2 separate regions of the Mus musculus genome follow, and region 2 is linked to region 1. The links are chromatin contacts, found by Hi-C or POLR2A ChIA-PET in ENCODE. All regions are on one chromosome and are shown on one strand. Each heading gives the region's core, a stretch centred on a gene start or an enhancer-like site at or near the end of the contact. The rest is flanking DNA. Distances are from core to core; before and after follow the strand shown.

The links. A loop is a pair of places that touch in the nucleus more often than their neighbours do. ChIA-PET counts read pairs that join two places held with the same protein, here RNA polymerase II (POLR2A).
Region 2: a map of gastrocnemius shows a loop between it and region 1 (2.4-fold over the local background). The contact joins the promoter of Ccdc127 here to the promoter of Pdcd6 in region 1. A Hi-C loop is called at or near these places in 2 of 37 maps with a recorded cell type or tissue (gastrocnemius and heart). POLR2A ChIA-PET finds 5 or more read pairs at or near these places in 4 of 5 experiments (Patski and embryonic stem cell).

What each region holds. Positions count from the first base shown.
Region 1 is chr13:74,315,039-74,321,048 of GRCm38, reverse strand. Pdcd6 (programmed cell death 6) reads left to right here and starts at 3,723. Exons shown (of 6, transcript NM_011051.3): 1 at 3,723-3,942; 2 at 4,658-4,719. The coding sequence starts at 3,842.
Region 2 is chr13:74,347,935-74,353,944 of GRCm38, reverse strand. Ccdc127 (coiled-coil domain containing 127) reads right to left here and starts at 3,628. Exons shown (of 3, transcript NM_001168659.1): 1 at 3,537-3,628; 2 at 959-1,089. The coding sequence starts at 1,079. Sdha (succinate dehydrogenase complex, subunit A, flavoprotein (Fp)) reads left to right here and starts at 3,705. Exons shown (of 15, transcript NM_023281.1): 1 at 3,705-3,799. The coding sequence starts at 3,737.

The sequences.
Region 1 (6,010 bases), core at 2,474-4,973:
TCTACTTAAGAAACGAAATGAGCTTTAAGATTGAGTCTTCAGGAAAATGGAAGTGGAGCTCATATTTTTCATAATCCAATTAAAGGGCAGGATGAAACTTAAGCAGGGCATGGTGGCACATACCTGTAATCTCAGAACTCAAAGCTGAGGCAGGAGAATCTTAGTTTAATGCTTTGTCTGTGTAGAGAATCTTTACATGCTGTGTGGAAGCATTATCTTCAATAACACCTATGGCCAGTGAGCCAAAGCAGAAATAGAAAGGTGGGACATCTGACAGGGAGAGAGAGAAGTCTCAAACAGTGAGGCATATGAGAGATGCCTTATATGGAAGAGATGGTTGCATAAATCTGAGGAGAGGTAACTAATTATGTTGAAGACATAGACTAATTTATGTCATATAAGTAACTAGCTAGTCAGGGAATATGCCAAAGCTTATGGCCTAATCATTTATTAGTAAACAATTGGTCTCAGAGTCATTATTTTTGGGAACAAAGTGGCTGGGAGTGAAAGCCACAGTTCTAACCATTTATTGTCTTTTTAATATTAAAAACAACAGTTCCTTCCTGGGGGATCAGTGATTCATCTATAGTGGAGGTACTGTAAAGCTGAGAGAAGGAATGAGGAAGATCTTAGATGTGGTCTGTGCCTGTTTTTCCAGTACTCTGGAGGCTGATGTGTGAGGATAAAAAAATTGAGATGTGACTAGAGAGATAGTTTAGAGGTTAAAAGTTCATACTTTTCTTTCAGAGAACCTGAGTCCCCCATTACATGGGGTAGCTCATAACTATCTTTATTCTCAGGGGTATCCTCTGTTCTCCTTGGGTACCTGCACTTAGGCCCACACTCACACAGACACATACATAATTAAAAATAATGAAAATTAAAAAGAAAGTTTAAACATAGCTTGTGCTATATAGAAAGAATCTCACGCAAACACACATAAAGCAAATGCTTCATATAACATAAATGTATGCTTGTTTGTTTGCTTTAAAAAACAAACCAACAAAAACACCAGCAAGGAGAGAAACAGAAGATTGACCTGCATTATTGCACCAGGAATTTCAGTTCCTAAGCTGCTGGTTGCACCCCAAAATTTGTATTTCTAGAATGACCAAGGAATTTGAAAATTCTAGAATGACATGGCCTACCAGAAGGCAGGATAGCAAGTGGGAAGTTGTGGCTACTGAGTACCATGGCTCCATTCAGAACATTTAATGAGTATGCAAAGCTTTATGGGAGTGCTAGACTGTCAGAGCAATAGTGAAGCTTAGTACTTGAAACACAATCTCCTGCAGCATAATATGGTGATGGTTTCCTAGTAATCACAAATGTAAATTTCTATAATTCACTAATGAGCTAGGAATCAGAATCTTTCAAAATGCAGGTCTCAGAACTTCAAAAATTAAACATTGTAAAAGCAGCAGCAAATCAGGTGAGTAAAGAAAGGTGCCAGGTATAATGGCCCCTTGAAGGAAACAAAAAGACACATTCAGACTTGCACTGAGCAATGCTTTGTCATAGTTACATGTAGCTGGTTACGTTTTAATTAGCTTGAAATTTGAACTGACTTCAATTACACTAGTCCATCTCAGTTCTCTGTAGCCTCATGTGACAAGTGGCTATGTCAGTCCAAGTATATCAGAACCAGTTCATCTTGGGCCAGTGGTGCTTTGTGGACGTTTGCTGCTCCCTCACACCATCTAGCGCACATTTGACACACTCATCAATACTCACTAAGAAGCTTGAGTTACATAAAGAGTGATAGGTTCTCTTTAGTATTAAATTCAAACCAGAATTTTATTGGAGCCAAGTGACAGTTTTAACACTAGAGAAAGAAGGGTGTGCTGAGCATATTTGGCTATCAGGAAAAGTTAACTGAAAATTTGTCTTCCATGTGCAAATGTTCAGGGTGCATTCCACCAGTAAGCAAAGGAACCAATGTGGCTTAGAGGTACACTTAAATTAGATATGTATAAGAACACGCATGCGTCTGTACACATACAAAAAGATCTTTATGCAAAAGATATGACAATGACTTACCCATTTCATGCACCTCAGCTCCCAGAAAGAGCCAATGTTTAGAAAAGTTCTAAAGGAAAACAATTTTGTGTATATAGTAGCTCAAAGAAGTAGCTCAGAGAATTAGGTTAAAGGAAAGAGTGGCCCAATATGCAGACACATGATATGATTAACATCATAGGAGGACAGGGTTATCTCATTTATTTCTCTACTGGAAAGCTTAGAACAGACCTGGTTAAGAGGAAACTAAACCTGAGATAGGGCAAGGAGATAGATGGTGGCACCTGGAAGACAACTACCTGTAAGCTGTTGCAGAAGGTGGTCTCTTTGGGACTGGACCTTTATAGCATTCCAAAGTCAGCAAACAGCTGGTAGAGTCCCGGATTCAGCAGCCTCGGGTCTGCTGAAGTTTCTCTGTACTGGAAAACTTCCAGTTCAAGTAGGAAAATTATGATTAATATTTTTGTATTTCTGGTAAAGAGAAAAGGAGCCAGAGAGAGGACAGAATAAAAATAGATCTCAGATTCTAAATAAAAGAACCAGAAAAGTCTAAAAGATTATTCAAAAGTGAGATGAACAGTTTATGAGAAATTATAAAAAATGAATTCGCCAAATCCTGGAAAAAAAATCTACCTTTCTTAAAGAATTTTGTAGATTTTGAGGTAAATGTCAAAGCTATAAGATGTTTCTTTGAGCAATTTGAAAGTCTCTTAAGATGTCCTAAGAACAAGAGAAATGGAGCAGAAAACGATACAGTTGGGACTTGATCAGATCTATAGCTGTGCTAAATAATGGATGATTATCCACATGGAAGTTTCAGATGTACAAGGCCATACTCTTGGCCCTTGGTCTCTTCACCCTCTTCTTTAGTTATGGGGTAAACAAACCCCCCATAAAGACAGCATAGCAGTTCTTATTATAAGTCTGTCCCTGGATGAGGACTACAGGAAGGCTGGAATAATCCTATGGCAGAACGGAGTAATCTGTATCTTGAGCTATTCACAGTATTCAGATTTAGGTGGAAGGATGGCCTGACAGCCCGTGAATGTGACCGGTTGGTAGTTGCCCCAATGCTATGCATTTTCCCATTTAGGGACATTCCAAACTATAAAAGCACCATAGAATTAGTATCTAGAACGAAAGAAGGAATACTTATAATTAAAAGGAGTAACCACCAAAAGTACAGAAGTCCAAGTAAGGGGTGGAGAAAACACAGCTCTCACCTCAGGACCAAACCTCACTCGGGCCATTTACAAATGAAGTCACTGCAAACCTAGGGAGGCTGGGCATAAACCGATATAAGCAAGTGGGAAGGCAAGAAGGTGTAGTATGGACAGACGGACAAACTCCAGAGTGCACAAAATGCACTTTGCGTTTCCGCCGAGGACTTCATGCGGTTGGTGCACATCACATTCGCACTAAATACTAATGCAGACGTAAAGGGAAGCCGTCGGTCCAAGTGAAAGCTTTCACCACTTTCCGTTACAGGTCGAGGCGTTTTGTAAGCTTGGGTCGGCCCCTCATGGCGTGGTCTCTTCTGAGCTCACCCGCCGCAGCTTCGGGCTGAGACACACAGGAGGGCGGAGCGGGGTGGGGCTGAAAAGGAAAGGGACACCCAAGGCCGGGCAAGAGTAGGAGGCGGAGCTCAGACTAACCCCAAGGCCCTCCAGACGTTGCGTGGCAACGGACCACGCCTGCCAAGTGACTCAAAGGTGCGCGCTTCCGTTGTTCCCAGGAAGTTGTGGGCTCCTGGTCCTGCCCCATAACTGAGGCGGAAGCATAGCTTGTGGAGCTGGGCCGCGTTGCCGCTGTGCATCAGCCCATGGCTGCCTACTCCTACCGCCCAGGCCCGGGTGGTGGCCCCGGCCCTGCTGCTGGAGCTGCACTGCCAGACCAGAGCTTCCTGTGGAACGTCTTCCAGCGGTAAGGCCAGCGCCGCTCAGCTCCTTCGGCCCTTGGGTCGGTCCTCAGTTTTCAGGGCCTATTCTCCAGTCCTCCCTCTCCCCAGCCCTTCATCCCCCGACCTCCTTCCCAGTCCTTCCTACTCCCCTCCATCCCCGACTTTCTCTCTTCTACAATAGCACAGGGTTCAGGGTCATGTTGGCAGTGACTTTGCCCAGGGCCGAAGGGCGCGGAACAGTCGCCCTACAGGGTCAGGTGCTTGCGTTAGAAACAGGACAAATCTTGAATCAGGAAAACGGCATCAGTGAAAAGAGCTGGCTGCTATTGCATGTCTTCTGTCCCTGGCCGTCCTTCTGAATGACTGATTGTCTTTCCACTGACTCGTGCCAAAGAATGACTTATTCGTCCTAGAGAATCTTTCTTTACCTATTATGATGAACTGGTGCAGGTATAAATTAAGCAGACTTGAAGAGCTAACAGAAAGCTTGAAAGGAATAGAGAAAAGATGACTCAACCCCTCCTACTGCTTCTGGTTGTTCATTAGTCTCTGGCACACCTGGGGGCGTGTGACATTCCAGCTGAGCAAAGAGGAAGGTCTGGCCAGAGTAACATTCCAGACCTAGTGTAGATTGATGAAAATGATGTCTTGGCTATGTTTTATTTTTAATACTTCCTTTACATTTAATCACCAGCTTACCTGTTTTCTGTTTGTTTGTTTGTTTGTTTGTTTTTGTAGGGTTGATAAAGACAGGAGTGGAGTGATTTCAGACAATGAGCTTCAGCAAGCATTATCCAATGGTGAGTTGAAGCCTGATTCATTCACAGTAAGCAGTTTCCTTCCTGGAATTATTTCCAAAGAAGTCCTTAAGACTAAATTGCCATTACCGGTATAAGGTAAAGGTGTTTGCTAAGCTTCTGTGTTTGTATTTTCTTAATTATCATTGCTGCCTTACCGAGCTCCAGAACAAATGTATGTGAGCCTCTGAAATGGGAGCTATAGTGTAGACCTTGCCCAAGAGTGAAAAAGGTTAGCTCTGTGCAACAGAGGTCCCTCACTTATCTAGAAGGCCTTTGACCTGCTATCAGTCTTAGCAACTGTTCTGAAGAGGATCATCGGGGACACTGACAAATTGTCAGGTGACATTTAGAAGTAATTGCTTAGTTTTTGAAAGGCTTCAAGATGGTCCTTAGGTACTTTTGTGGAAGTATGTTTGCTATAAGAACTGCTAAAACTTGCCGGGCGGTGGTGGCGCATGTCTTTAATCCCAGCACTCAGGAGGCAGAGGCAGGCGGATTTCTGAGTTGGAGGCCAGCCTGGTCTACAAAGTGAGTTCTAGGATAGCCAGGGCTATACAGAGAAACCCTGTCTCGAAATAACAAAAAAAAAAAAACAAAAAAACAAACAAAAAAAACCCTGCTAAAACTTAAAAGAAGGGTGCACTGAGCTGGGGGTGCTGGAGAGATGGCTCAAAGGTCAAGAACACTGGCTGCTCTTCCAGAGGACCTGGGTTTAATTCCCAGCACCCACATGGCAGCTCACAACTGCACATAACTCCAATTCCAGAGGATGTGACACTCTCACACCAATGAGTGTAAAGTAGGATTATTTTTACTATAAAATACTATATTAATATTTTGTTGTATAATATGTTAACATACATTATGCACACACACATACATATACATATACATATAAACATTAAAACTCGGGGACCAGTTTAGGAAATAGAGATATGGGAGATGCTGTCAGCAGGAGCAAGGGGAGGTATTTGTATAATGTGAGGAACACTGTCTCCCAGGAGAATTGAGAAGATTGTGGCTTTTTTATGGAGCTCTTCATGGAGTCATGTTCTTGCTGGTGTTATTGTCATTAATCTTTAGTGGCGCCATTAGAGACAATTTTTTTTCTTTAAAATTTTTTATTTAATTTTGATATTTATTTTATTTGTATGAATGTTTGACCTGCTTGTATGTATGTAAGCGCACCAAGTGTATACCTGCTGCCCATGGAATATAGAAGTGGGCATCTGATCCCCTGGAACTGAAGTTATAAATGGTTGTAAGCCACCACGTAGTTGCTGAGGATCGA
Region 2 (6,010 bases), core at 2,379-4,878, 33 kb before region 1:
CTTTCCTCCCTAACTTGCTTCTTGGTCATGATGTTTGTGCAGGAATAGAAAACCTGACTAAGACACTCCCTACTTTCTCCATGGCAAACTTCTGAACTAAGAATTTCGGGCACATAAAAAGCTACTGAGCAGAATGATCACTACACATATAGGACAGTATTTGCTTTAGGTTTACTGAATCATCAGTTCTCATATTCTTAGATGACAACCAGGACCACAAGACATGAAGTAATATAAGCCAGTACTATATCAGTGATGTGTCCCCATCACAGGTAAAGATATACTTCACTTGAGACATGCCTCCCACACTACACTGTGACTTCTTGAAATCACATAGGATGCGATGCTGTGGAGCACATACAGCTGAAAATTATTTTCTGGACTAAAATAATGTATATAGATGATATAACAATAATAGCCATGCTCTTTCTTTATATAGTTAGTATCTTTTTCATTTTCTTCAAGGTATAGTTCAGAGAGAGGGAGAGAGCGTGTGAGCATGTACGTATATGACTCATAAGAGTCTCAGTGGTGTTTACTTAATTTAAATGTGAGGATTTCTAGCCTGTAGTTCCCCCACCCTTGGGCAAGCTTGCCCAAATACTGACTTTAAATATACTAAACATATATCCTAACTGGCTTTCTTTCAGGTCAGTTTTTCTGTAGGTCCCAAGGAAGGCAATTAAGGCAAAGAAGTCCCCTTAGAACAGTAAGCAATGGGAGAAAGCTAAAGCTTATTAAAACCTAACCTACACCAAATGCTTCTGCATTATTTAATCCTCACAATGTATTGAGGCAGGATAAGCTACCTTCTAGGAATAGGTAAACTGAGGATCAGAAAGGCTAACTCTGTCACAGAGCCACTGTATAGGATAAAACCGCACTGTACTGGCCAAATCCTAAAGACAGCAACCCGGGTACTCCTGGCATAATTTTGAACCAGAAAACCATAACTTACGAAATGCTGCCAATCCGAGCATTGGCACCAATAGGGCATAATTCCACTTGCTTCCATCACCCCCATCAGCCCTGGCATTGGGCCTGATATTCCAATTTGGGGGGTCGTTTAAGTTATTCATGGAGCTATACCTTGAAGAAAATGAAAAAAGATATTAACTATATAAAAGAAAGAGCATGGCTATTATGGTTATATCATCTATATACATTATTTTAGTCAAGAAAATAATTTTCAGCTGTATGTGCTGCACAGCATGGCATCCTATGTGATTTCAAGAAGTCACAGTGTTGTGTGGGAGGGAGGCATGTCTCAAGTGAAGTACAAGTAGAATGTAGTGATTTTTCCCTTCATGTTTAGATGTGTGGTTGTTGTAATGATTATTATCTTGTGTGTCAACATGACCAAAAAAAGGCATCTCAGCATGCCCAGCTAATTGGTTAGACATCATTCGAGGAGTGCCTGAGAAGTGTTTCTGTATGATGGTAAGCATTTGGGTGCCTATACTGATTATTTATAATAAATCAAATGTCATTTTACTGCACACATACCATCACAAACCCTAAAAAAATTACAGTTGACAATGAGCTACACATAAAGCAGTTCCACGTTAATATTGCTTAATGTCAGAGCAGGCTCAACTCACTCTTGGATTTACATAAAATTGGAATCCCCTATCAATACATTTGTCAGAATCTGTCTCCACTGTTAACTAAGTGATGCATGACTGTACATGTTTCTTATTGGTTGTCTCTGTAAGACTTTAATACAGTTGTACAGAGATAACAATAAAACAATAAAAGTGAATCCACAATAGACATTTGCTTTATATGACCTGGGGTTTGAAGAATGAGCAGTTTTCTACAGACAAAAATCAAAGAAAATCTTTTTACATGAGGATCATGATCAGGATTACAAAAATCCCTTGCTTCATATTAGGGTATAACTCACAAACTAGGCTGGATACCAATATTAATATAAATTTACTAGTTTACAAACTACCCATATTAGCCAGGCATGTTAGTGCATGCTTTTAATCTCAGAATTCAAGTTGGCAGAGGCAGGCTGATCTCTTTGAGTTTGAAGATAGTCTAGTCTACATAGTGGAGAGCCAGGTCTATACAGAGAGTCTCTGTCTCAAATAAATAAAAATAAAATAAAAAGTACCCATATTCGATGGGTGTTCTCATACTGTAAAGTCATAAAAACATTCAGCTTGCTTATATGTACAAATACAATAAACACAAAATAGTTAACCAAGATCCATGTAAGAAATACGTAATTCAACCCAAATTTTGAAAGTTTTAGTGTTTTTAACAAACCTTGTTTAACATGTTAAGATGCACAATAATGAACAATAAATATATAACCATAATACATGGCTCAGAATGTAACGGTTTATAGGAACTATAGAATTAATACGTATGACGTATGGTAGATGCCTAATTTAGAAATATGTATGTGTATATACATATATATATATGTATGTATGCACACACACACATACACACACTAAAAGCAGGCAACTTTCAAAAACCTCCTACTATGTATAGCCATCCATCAGATATCTGATGGGGAGCCCCATCTCATACCAAAAGCCTTGAAGATAGCCAAGGCTCCCATATACAATGCTGTATTTGAATATAATCTGCTCAATACTTTATCTCTAAGTCACCGATACCTAATAAGGTATAAAGGCACTTAAGTAGTTCATCTGTTTTATTTTCCCCCTTGTTAAAAAAAAAGTCTGTACATACTCCGAACAGACACATTTTCCCCAAATATATTTTATCTGCAGTTGGTTGAACCCACCAACGCAGAACCCTTGTAGGGTAAGCTGTCATATTTATTTCCTCTGCACCAACAACATCCATTTTGGGGTTATAAAGTTCAAGGAAATAATTCAAAATATAAAGTGTTGTGCATGAATATATTCCATATTTCCTTATTTATTAATAAAAAAACAAAGAAATAAAATGGGAACGGTTCATTGTAAACTTAAACAATTCAAAATAATGGTCATAAAGATTGTGCACCAAGAGGAAAACCTTAATCTAATATTAACTGAAAATTCAGGAAACAATTACGATTATTGGTTTACTTTTTATGCTATTTAATTCCACCGAACATTTCAGCTATACTCACTAGAAAAATAGAAAAACTATCTGAAAGTGATCAAATGAGAGCGCGTTTGCAATATGGGATGCTAGCCACGATCTAAGCAGCTTTCAGGATGACAACAGGCCGGGCCTCCAGCTTCCCAGCTGCTGTAACGAAGACGAAAGCTTTGGATATAGTTTCTAGTTCAGTATCCTGGCTTTTACGTAGCCCAGTGCAGCTAGCTGCTCCTTGTCCAGCCACCAAGACATCATTCCTACCTACTCTAGAAGTCCAGGGCAGTATGTACCCCCCCCCCCCCCCATTAGTTGAGATTCAAGCGCCCAACAAAACGGGCTCTTATGGAGCTTGCGATCTCCGCCCCAGGACCCTACTTCCATCTCTCCAGATCATCCGACCCTCTCTGTTTTGGCAAACAAGAACCACCCGAGAAGCACTTTAAAGACATTGGCACCTCACTTACCCCTGGAGCAGAGCCCATCAGCGTTGCTGCCACCCTACCTCAGACGTGTTGCCACCGCCGCGTTTACAGGGCGCAGGCGCACCACCACTCACGCGAGCCAGGAGGGGCGTGTTGCGCAGGCGCAGAATCTTCCAAGCCCGACACCCGCGCGACTCGGTGCGCAAGCGCAGTCTGTCGCTGGGGCTTGCGGGAAGGCAGACATGGCCGGGGTTGGCGCAGTTTCGAGGCTTCTTCGCGGGCGGCGCTTGGCGTTAACTGGGGCGGTGAGTTAGTGCCACGAAATGGCAGGCGCTAGGAGTGCGCCACGATTCCACCCGAGTTGGCCTGAGTCTGGGAAGGTGCAGTGGGCCGAAGCCGACTGCTTTCCGGCGAAGGTCACGACCCCGAGGTCGCGGGCGTGGAGTCTGGCCTTCCCCGTCTTGGTCTAGCGAAGTTCTCCAAGGTTAAAGGGAGGGACCGGCCTGTTGCATTCTGGATGCGGACGGGTCTGCGAGTAATCCGTTGGTAGTCTGGGTGTCGACACTAAGACTTATAAGTGATGAGCTTACAGGTTTTGTGTAGTGGCCTTAGCTACTGTTTTTAAATATCAAAGAGATATTTGAAGATACCAGGTGAGACTTCTGCACCGTGTTCATCCAGTCTTGCGACTTCTTTTTGCATTTGAAGAGGTACACAGTGACTCAGGGTTGCAGGGGTCTGATGTTGGCCTCCCAGATTGTCAGATCTTGTCTCAGTGCACTCTTTGCCGGTCACCTGTTATTCGTCACACTCCTAGGGTTTTATTAACGTAAACTAAATTTGACAGGTTGGGTTCTTTAAAGTTCTGTCTCACCTACCTACTTAACAATTTAATTACAAAGTAAAGGCCCTAAGACATTGAACAGTATCGACTTGCATTGTGCATCAAATTATGGCTGCAGTTGTCTATTTTCTGAAATAGATATTAAAATGCATGTTCAATGAAATGTTCAAGGGTTAGTTGGCAGCTATTCTTGCAAGGCCAGAAGGCATTTTCAAACCTTGATAATTTCTGTGATTTGTATTTGCTGCCACAAACTCCTACTTCCACCTCTATCCCTTGGGCTCTGCAAGAAGGGTTTTAAGTCCTGATCATTGAAGCCCTTTACAGGAGATAATAAGTCAGCCACCTATAATTGTAGCAGAATTCTTTTGTAGCAGAAATAGGTGAGCCCACCCCATGCCCAGGATTCACTCCACACACTCAAGGAAAAAAAAAAAAAATAATGATAGTCTGAGCCCAGCTCTGGCTAATGCCCAAAAGGAACAGTCAAGGATAGAAGATTTTTATTAACTTGTATACACCTTAGGTTTATGCTTACCACATATGTTGGCATCCTTAAATTCCTTTCCTATTCCAGATCCAGTTTATGCTTTGACCAGTTTAGACAGAGACAGGAGACTGCAAGTCTGGCCACTTAGGCAGGTGGGAGATTTGCACAGCAAAGGTATTTTTCATTGCCTGAATTGTTTTTAAGTGCATCTTTATTGTTCCTGCCTATGGGCATCTCGTCCAGCTGTCAGAATTAGGCTTTGTTAAGAAGAGAAGTGGAGCTTTATGGAATACCATATTTAAAGTTTATTGTCACCCGGGACTGCCTTCTAGAGGAATGGTCTTTGAAAGAGAAATGGGCTTACTAGTTGTAATTCGGTTTGTCTCCTTTGTTAAGGGAAAGAGTCTAATGGCTGCTCAATCCTGCTGAAGAAACATTTACATCCTAGAATCCTTAATTTTACTTATGTCCAACAGGCCTGGTGTCTTAGTCAGGGTTTCTATTCCTGCACAAACATCATGACCAAGAAGCAAGTTGGGGAGGAAAGGGTTTATTCAGCTTACACTTCCATACTGCTGTTCATCACCAAAGGAAGTCAGGATAGGAACTCAAGCAGGTCAAAAAGCAGGAGCCGATGCAGAGACCATGGAGAGATGTTCTTTACTGGCTTGCTTCCACTGGCTTTCTCAGCCTGCTTTCTTATAGAACCCAAGACTGCCAGCCCAGAGATGGCACCACCCACAAGGGGCCTTTCCCCCTTGATCACTAATTGAGGAAATGCCTTACAGTTGGATCTCATGGAGGCATTTCCTCAACTGAAGCTCCTTTCTCTGTGATAACTCCAGCCGTGTCAAGTTGACACAAAACTAGCCAGTACACCTGGTTACTATAGTCATATCTTTGAGGTATTTTTGAAGGCAACACTTCCTTAGCTAAATACTATTTTGTGTGACTTAATGTCTCCTAAGCAAGCCTTTTAATAAATCCTTTATAAAATCAATCCTTTTGCTTCATTTCTTGTACATCAGTGTCCTCGTCCTAGGCTGGTGCTCAGTGATTCCTCTGGAGACTAAGACCTAGATATTGACTTTGATTTCAGTCTGGAGTAAAATTCCAGTTGAAAGTGAGAGTACGGTTCTAAGCATGTGAGACCAGGCTGCACAACTTTCTTTGCATAGGGGC